Regions from separate parts of the Homo sapiens genome. Here region 1 is linked to region 2. Evidence: chromatin contacts called from ENCODE Hi-C or POLR2A ChIA-PET data. All regions are on one chromosome and are shown on one strand. Each heading gives the region's core, a stretch centred on a gene start or an enhancer-like site at or near the end of the contact. The rest is flanking DNA. Distances are from core to core; before and after follow the strand shown. Region 1 holds the start of TENT5C-DT (TENT5C divergent transcript). Region 2 overlaps TSPAN2 (tetraspanin 2).

Region 1 (3,529 bases), core at 578-3,077, 2.5 Mb after region 2:
GCTCAACATCCTTGATCATCAAAAAATGCAATTTTAAATCACAATGAAATACATATCCCCCCCCTTTTTAAATTAAAAAGACTGAAAATACCAATACTGGCAAAGATGTGAAACAACCGGAAATCTCATATCACTGGTTGGAACCTAAATTGTTATACGAATTTAAAAACTGGCAGTGTATTTAAAGTTTAATATGTGAACACTCTATGAACCAGGAATCCAATCCTAGGTATATATATATATCCAACATAAATGAATGCTATGTCCACCAAAAGACATGTGTAAGAATGTCTGCAGCAGCTTCATCAAAGGCAGAAACATGAAGCAACTCAAATGTCCACCAACAGTAGGATGAGTACACAAATCGTTGAATATTTATATAATGAAGTAATACACAGTAGTGAAAAAGAATGGACCATTGTTACACACAACAATATGGATGAATCTCATAGACGCACTGTTGGGCAAGAGAAGCCAGACATAAAATTGTACGTGTTATGTATTTCATCCATAGCAAGTTCAAATATTGGTAAAACTAATCTATGGTGATAGAGGTTAAAATAGTGGTAATCCTTGTCGGATACTGAATGGGAAGGGGCATGAATGAGCTGGAAAGGTTCCACATCTTGATATGGATGGCAGTTACATGGGTATGCATATGTAAAAAATTATCATTCTGGACACTTTTGATTTGTGCGCTTTACTGAATGTTATACCTCAAAAACAAAAAGTAAAACAAAAAATCAGATCATATGTCTTGATTTCGCGTCTAACAATAGGATCACTGGCTTTCCCTATAAACACTCATATTGATGTCCTATCGCATTAAAGTTCCTGGATACTCACTCTCCTCTCCCTCGCTGGGAAAGACATATTTGAGAACTCTTCATAGTCTGACAGACAGGAGAACCACACTTATTTCAGGCAGGGTTGGAAGAGTAGGGCGGAGGAGATGTAAATACTGCATCTGGGAAGTAATCTTTTCCCCCAGCACCTAGTAAACGATCAATACAAGTACAATAATGTCTATTGATAAATAACATTGTCCAACATTGGCTACTATCTGATACATACAGCATTTGCCACACACTTTCTAACAGGCACTAGGCAATGCACTAATTGTTTCCCACGTATTTTCTTAATACTTATATAATTCTACAGAGCTGTCCCATTGTTAGTCTTGTCCTACAGATAGGAGACGCAGGTTGTTGGAGGGTTGGTTCAGTTACTTGCCTAAGGCCTTACAGAAAGTTTAAGTGGTGCATGGAGATCTCAACTCAGATTAGTCTGAATTCAGAACCTGGGCTGTAAACCACTCGCTATGTTATGAATGGATGGTGTCCAAGCCCTGCCTGCATGTTATATAACACACTGGACCAAGTGCTGTGGCATTCCGAATGGGGCCGAAGCGGCTGCGGCTGCCGACATTGGCGATGGACTCCCCGAGGCCCTTCGTCCCACTAACTGCACACAGGTGGTCCCCGGGGCCAGAGAGCCGCCGGCGCTCTCTCCCCGAAGACCACGCCTTCGCCTCCAGCCAGTTTGCTTGGGGAATCAGAAAGGTGCCCAGGGCCCAGAAACCATTAAGTTTTTTCCGACTTCAAAAACACACACCGGAGGTAGGCGTGGGCGTTACCCGCCTCACTCCTGGGGGCAGGGAGAACCAACGCGAAAATCCCCAGAGAGGCGGAAGAAAAACCTGCCTGCGAGAGAATAGGATGGAGATGGGAAAAGCCTGGGGAAGAGAGAGTTATGCGGCAGGAATAGCAGAAAAGCGTACTAAGCAAAAAGAAAGGTGTCCCACTAACTCCGAAGTTAAGTGGGTGTCGACGCAGCCCCCTCTATTGCGCTTGCGCAGTGCTGCCTCCCTGAGCACCCCGCCCCTTCCCGCCGCTGAGGATTTACTCGTCTCTTGGCAACCATTCACCCGAAGAGCCAATCAGAGGGCAGCCCTCGCCCCGCCCCTGCCGTCAGGGCCGGGCGGAAGGGTCCCGAGGGGACTGGCTCCGCCACGCCCCGCCCCTGGCTCCCCCGGGAGGGCGGCTCAGGGGCGGGGACGGGGGCGTGGTCCCGCCGTATAAGAACGGAGGGGGCGGCGGCGGGACGGCTCACTCGGTGCCGCTGCCTAGGGGCTGTAGAGGTCGCGCCGCTCCTGCTGGGGCCTGCCCACGCCAAGGACCTGCCTCTGTCGCCTCCTCTTCTATTGCCCAGGTGAGTCCGCGACCCCCCTCCTCTAAAGGTGCGGCGATGCGGCAGCAGCCCCAGGGAGCCGCGAGCTCACTTAGTGGGGGTCCGCCCCCACTAAGTGGTGCTCAGGTCTTTGCCCAGCCTGGTAGGGGGCAGGCGGACCCGAGGGGAGCTGCGGACAGGTGCCGAGACCCGGTGCTCCTTTCCCCTCCTGCTCCCTCGAGGACCCCCGCCCCTGACACACCCGTCCCAAAGGGCCAGAAGAGACGCTCCGAAAGGGAGCTACAACTTTCCAGAGACCTGGGGCTTGGCAAACTCCAGCGAGTTCCTGCTCCGCGCGTCCTGCAGGCTGCGCGCTGGCCAGGCGCGGGCAGGGCGTCTGAAGAGTGTGTGATCGGCGCCTCCGCTCCTACCTGGATCAGACGGCGCCCCCCGCCACCCATGCCTCCCTTCCTGGCTTGCAGTCCCTCGGGCTCGCCCCGGCGCTCCCGCGGGCGCGCACACCTTCGCCGGCCCGCCGAGTGTGAATTCGAATTCGGCGGTTTCACTAGGCGCAGCTGGAGACGCAGCGGTCCGGGGCTTGGATCTGGTTGGGGAGGGGAGGGGCGCTTCCTAGGCTCATTGCCAAGTCCTGAGTTTTAAGGAGAAGGGCGGAGATCCTTAAATTTAATGCGCTCACATCAGACTGTGGACACCATGAGCAGCAAAGGGATCCAAGCCAGTGACTTGTGCGCTGCGCGTCTCTCAGAAACTTCTTGGGAATGCGGTGTCTGTGAAACCTGCTTCCTCTCCTTTTGAAAATGAAACTTGCTTTACTGCGTAGGTGAAAAGCCACGGCAAGTGGGTCGACTCGGACGGATACCGGTGCGGCTGCCCCGGGAGGTGTCGCAGTTCGGGGACTCCCTTCGCACTGGTCGCGAGGCAGGAGGGAGCAGGGTGGGAGGCGAGTCAGAGGAGGGTGACTTACCTGAAGAATACAGGTTGGTAGCCTGCACACCTGAACTCAACGCTGGCGGGCGAGAAAACCAAGCAGCGCTACCTCCAAGTAAGGGCGCTCCCCTGGAGAAATGAATGCCTGGCGAGCTTCTGGAGAACCCACTATTAGGGCTGGACCCTGCGGGAGGGATAGTGTCAGCTCCCTTCCCCTTCGCCCTTTTTTGTCCATAGGTAGGCTTTTGTAGGGCTCTAACCAGTTCCCTGGCTTAATTAAGTAGGGGCCTGCTTCCTTTTTAACATTTTTGCTTTCTTACGGAGATATAAAGTGCATACAAATGAAGTGCTTAAAATGCACTTATAGTAAGAAAGCTTTTATAAATACTATGTGCATAATTATTTGTATTGT
Region 2 (3,767 bases), core at 577-3,076:
AGGCTTCTTTGAGGAGATGAGGTGAGGGGTGTCCTTCTGGATGGATTTCTGTTCTGGTCTATGGATTTGCTCTGATCAAACTAAGTTCAGTGATAAACAAGACAGAAATGTGCTCAACAGTAGGAGAAAGAGAAGGAATGAATGGCAAAGAAATAAGTCAGACATTTCACATAGCAAGAGATCAGAGGCTACGGCCAGAGTTAAAAATCCAAATATCACAATAAGTAATGAGAGATGAGAGGCTGCCTATTAAAACTGCTGTTTCTGACTCCCTGTGGAGAAATATCAACACTTTCTCTCCTCCTGCCCCTCTTCTTCCTTTCTGTTTCTCTCAGGCTACACTGACATAGAATGTATAGCAGTTAATTGAAATTATTTGATTTTTGTTTTAAACAGAGGTTGCTTGTTAAAATAAGCCACAAGAGGGATTTTGGTTAAGTTATTGATCTCAAACATAAATGTTTTCCTTGTAGATAACAGCACTTCCCTGGCTATAGAAACCTTTTAGCTGCCTCACCCACTGTGAAATATTTTTTTTTAAAGAACAATCATAGTCACCCCTTACAATTACTAAGTACTTTTACTCCCAAAACATCTTTACACCAATGACGTCATTTCTTTTCACACTTCCCATATAAGGCAGGAACAAAGATAATATTTTTTTTCTTTTTTCTTTTTTCAAGACAAGGTTTTGCTCTGTCGCCCAGGTTGGAGTGCAGTGGTACAGTCATGGCTCACTGCAGCCTCCCAACTCCTGGTCTTAAGTGATCCTCCTGCCTCAGCCTCCTGAGTAGCTGGGACCACAGGTGTGTGCCATCACACCCGGTAGAGACTAGGTCTCCCTGTGTTGCCCAAGCTAGTCTTAAACTCCTGGGCTCCAGAGATCCTCCTGCCTCAGCCTCCCAAAGTGCTGGGATTACAGGCGTGAGTCATGGCACCCGGCCCTAGTTAGTATTATTCATATATAAGAGATGGAGAAACCAAGACTGAGGGAGGAAAAGTGCATGCCAAGGGCTCAGAGAGTCCACGGAGGAGCTGGAGCCAGGGGCCAGAGGCACTGACTCCCTTCAGATGCAGGCCGCTCCCTCACCCCCACCCCACCATTTACCCCCTCGCCCCACTTACTGATCCAAGCACACATTGCGACTCCCGCATGGCTCCGCAGCACCCGAAGAACCCCACGGCCATCATCAGGGCCCCGGCTCCAACCAGAACATACAGCCCTGTGGGGAAGAGGTCAGAGGAGACCACTGAGAGCCAACCGAGTGCCTCCACGACCAACTAGGCTTAAGACTCTGGGCACTGCAGAGCATTCTAATAGTACCAAAAGGAGGTGCTATTCTTACTGCCATGTTTGACACGGAGGAACTGGGCCCCAAAAGGTAAAGCGATTTGCTTAAGGTCATAGAGCTGGTGTTTGGCAGAGCCGGGAGAAAAATAGCCATGAGCCTCAAAAGCCTGCCCAACACTCCGACTCTGTCTTGCATCTCTAGTGATGGAGGCAGCCATCATTCAGGTGGGGATTTCACTTACTGCTTAGGCAAGCCCCACGTACAGTTCTTACAGAGAAAGAAAAGGACAGAAATGCTCTGGTTCTGAGAGAACTAAAGCCAAGCCTTTTTGTATTTCCTTCTCTGATCCTGAGATAAGTTAGAATACAATATGGGACTTGGCACTTGTCTTACTTGGAATCATGTTAATGGTCTCTATTTCATTTTTTGCATTTTACTCATATGAGTCACCTGGAAACCACTCCCATTAATAGGGAGGGTGGGGGCTGGTGCCCCGCCTCTGTGGGGAACCCCTGGGCCTGGCATTCAGGGTGCTTCCTGGGGCGCCTCTGGGTTGCTGATGGTGGTTTGCGGGCAGATCTGGCAGTTTACAGACCTAGTAGGAGCCACAGGCGAGGCTGCTCTGCTTCCTGCCCCACCCGGACCTGGCCTCAGCGTTCTTTTCAGGGCCCTGAGGCCTTGCTGCTCTGCAGTCCTGAGGTGGGTATTTATTTCCTGCTGTTCTAGCTCTACCACCTCCTCCCTTTCCCTTTTCTCTAAAAGAATAATTTCATGAGGGAATGGATGTGGTAATGTGAGAAATGATATCATATTAAAAATAATAGTGTTGTTGGCCCCACTACCTCAACACTTTATTGTTTTAAAAATGTCTTTCACCAAAGGTCTAATATCCAGAATCTGTAAGGAACTTAAACAAATCAACAAGCAAAAGGCAAATAACTCCATTAAAAAGTGGGCAAAAGACATAAACAGACAATTCTCCAAAGAAGACATGCAAGCGAGCAACAAACATGAAATAATGCTCGTCATCTCTAATCATCAGAGAAATGCAAATCAAAACCACAATGAGATACCATCTCATACCAGTCAGAATGGCTTTTGTTAAAAAGTCAAAAATAACAGATGTTGGCAAGGCTGGGAGTAAAGGGGACACTTTATACAATGTTGCGAATGTAAATCAGTACAGCCACTGCAGAAGGCAGTTTGGAGATGACTCAAACAACTGAGTTGAACTACCACTCGACCCGGCAATCCCATTGCTGGGTAAATACCTAAAGGAAAATAAGTCATTCTGTCAAAAGGGTACATGTTCACTGCAGCACTATTCACAACGGCAAAGGTATGGAATCAACCCAGGTGCCCATCAATGGTAGATAGGATAAAGAAAATGTGGTACATATACACCATGGAATACTATGCAGCCATAAAAAAGAACAAAATCATGCCCTTTGCAGCAACATGAATGCAGCTGGAGGCCATTATCCTAAGCAAACTATCACAGGAACAGAACATCAAATACCGCATGTTCTCACTTATAAGTAGGAGCTAAATATTGGGTACACATGGACATAAAGATGGGAATGATAGATACTGGGGACTACTAGAGGGGCACAGGTGTTGAAAAACTAACTATTGGATACTATATTCATTACCTCAGTGACAGGTTCAGTCATACCCCCAATCTCGGCATCACTCAATGTACCTTTGTAACAAACCTGCCCATGTACCCCCTGATTCTAAAATGAAAGTTGAAAAAGAAAAAAAAAAGTCATTCACTGTGTTGCAATGTTTTCAAAGCTCTCACTTCCATCATCTTATTGGCTTCTCAAAACAACGTGGTTAGGTAAGCAAGGACTATTATTTCTGTTTTACAAATGGAGGTCTGAGAGTCAAGATGGCTGTAGGCAGGATGCCCTGGCCTGCAGCCCCAATTCCCATCCCACACTTCTATTTGACCACCCCACAGAAGCGAGCTGAATGCAGGGCGGCAGCAACAACACCATATTCAGTTCCTTCATGGAATGTCTCCTGGTGGACCCCCTTGCTGCAGAACATGCCCATTGCCTCTCATTGCTACTGCCACAATTGCTACATGATGCCGTTTGCAGATCTATCATGAAGTCACAGCCTACAGAACAGTTTCCCCCAAAATCTTTATCCATCCTATGCTCCAGCCACCTGGGAATTCACCATGATCTGGCTGTGTCCTGCTCTTTTCCATTTTGTGCTTTTGCAGGTTCTCATATTAGTCTCTCATTATAGATTTCAAGTTGACAAACCTTATTCATCCTCTCTAGAACATGCCCTGCACAAGGCAGAATTCTTAGTCAGTGTGCATTGGATTAGTAGATAAGACAGAGAAAATCAAATCAGTTCCAGGCTTGCTGGCTGTCATCACCCATCTTTGCTTAGAGATATATGCTGGAAACAGGTCTCAGCAAACATCCACAAAGCAACTACATAGCTGTGCTCTCC

The links. Hi-C counts contacts between places; a loop is a spot of excess contacts on that map. ChIA-PET counts read pairs that join two places held with the same protein, here RNA polymerase II (POLR2A). Pooled maps may share reads with other maps.
Region 1: a map of CD8-positive, alpha-beta T cell shows a loop between it and region 2 (9-fold over the local background). The contact joins the promoter of TENT5C-DT here to the enhancer-like site in region 2. A Hi-C loop is called at or near these places in 2 of 168 maps with a recorded cell type or tissue (CD8-positive, alpha-beta T cell and naive thymus-derived CD4-positive, alpha-beta T cell) and 5 of 50 pooled maps. POLR2A ChIA-PET finds 5 or more read pairs at or near these places in 1 of 52 experiments (OCI-LY7).

What each region holds. Positions count from the first base shown.
Region 1 is chr1:117,603,943-117,607,471 of GRCh38, forward strand. It overlaps TENT5C-DT (TENT5C divergent transcript), which reads right to left and starts at 1,828. Exons shown (of 3, transcript NR_121626.1): 1 at 1,704-1,828; 2 at 847-994. It overlaps TENT5C (terminal nucleotidyltransferase 5C), which reads left to right and starts at 2,106. Exons shown (of 2, transcript NM_017709.4): 1 at 2,106-2,211. RefSeq lists enhancers at 920-1,420, 1,421-1,921 and a silencer at 1,832-2,171.
Region 2 is chr1:115,061,010-115,064,776 of GRCh38, forward strand. TSPAN2 (tetraspanin 2) reads right to left here. Exons shown (of 8, transcript NM_005725.6): 3 at 1,126-1,223. Among named protein-coding and RNA genes, the nearest start is that of TSPAN2, 27 kb to the right of the region's middle. RefSeq lists an enhancer at 1,323-1,846. Within about 2 kb of position 1,827, at least 24 of the 41 ENCODE cell types and tissues checked have a DNase peak (open chromatin) inside an H3K27ac peak, as active enhancers do; they include CD8-positive, alpha-beta T cell, where a contact is called at or near this core.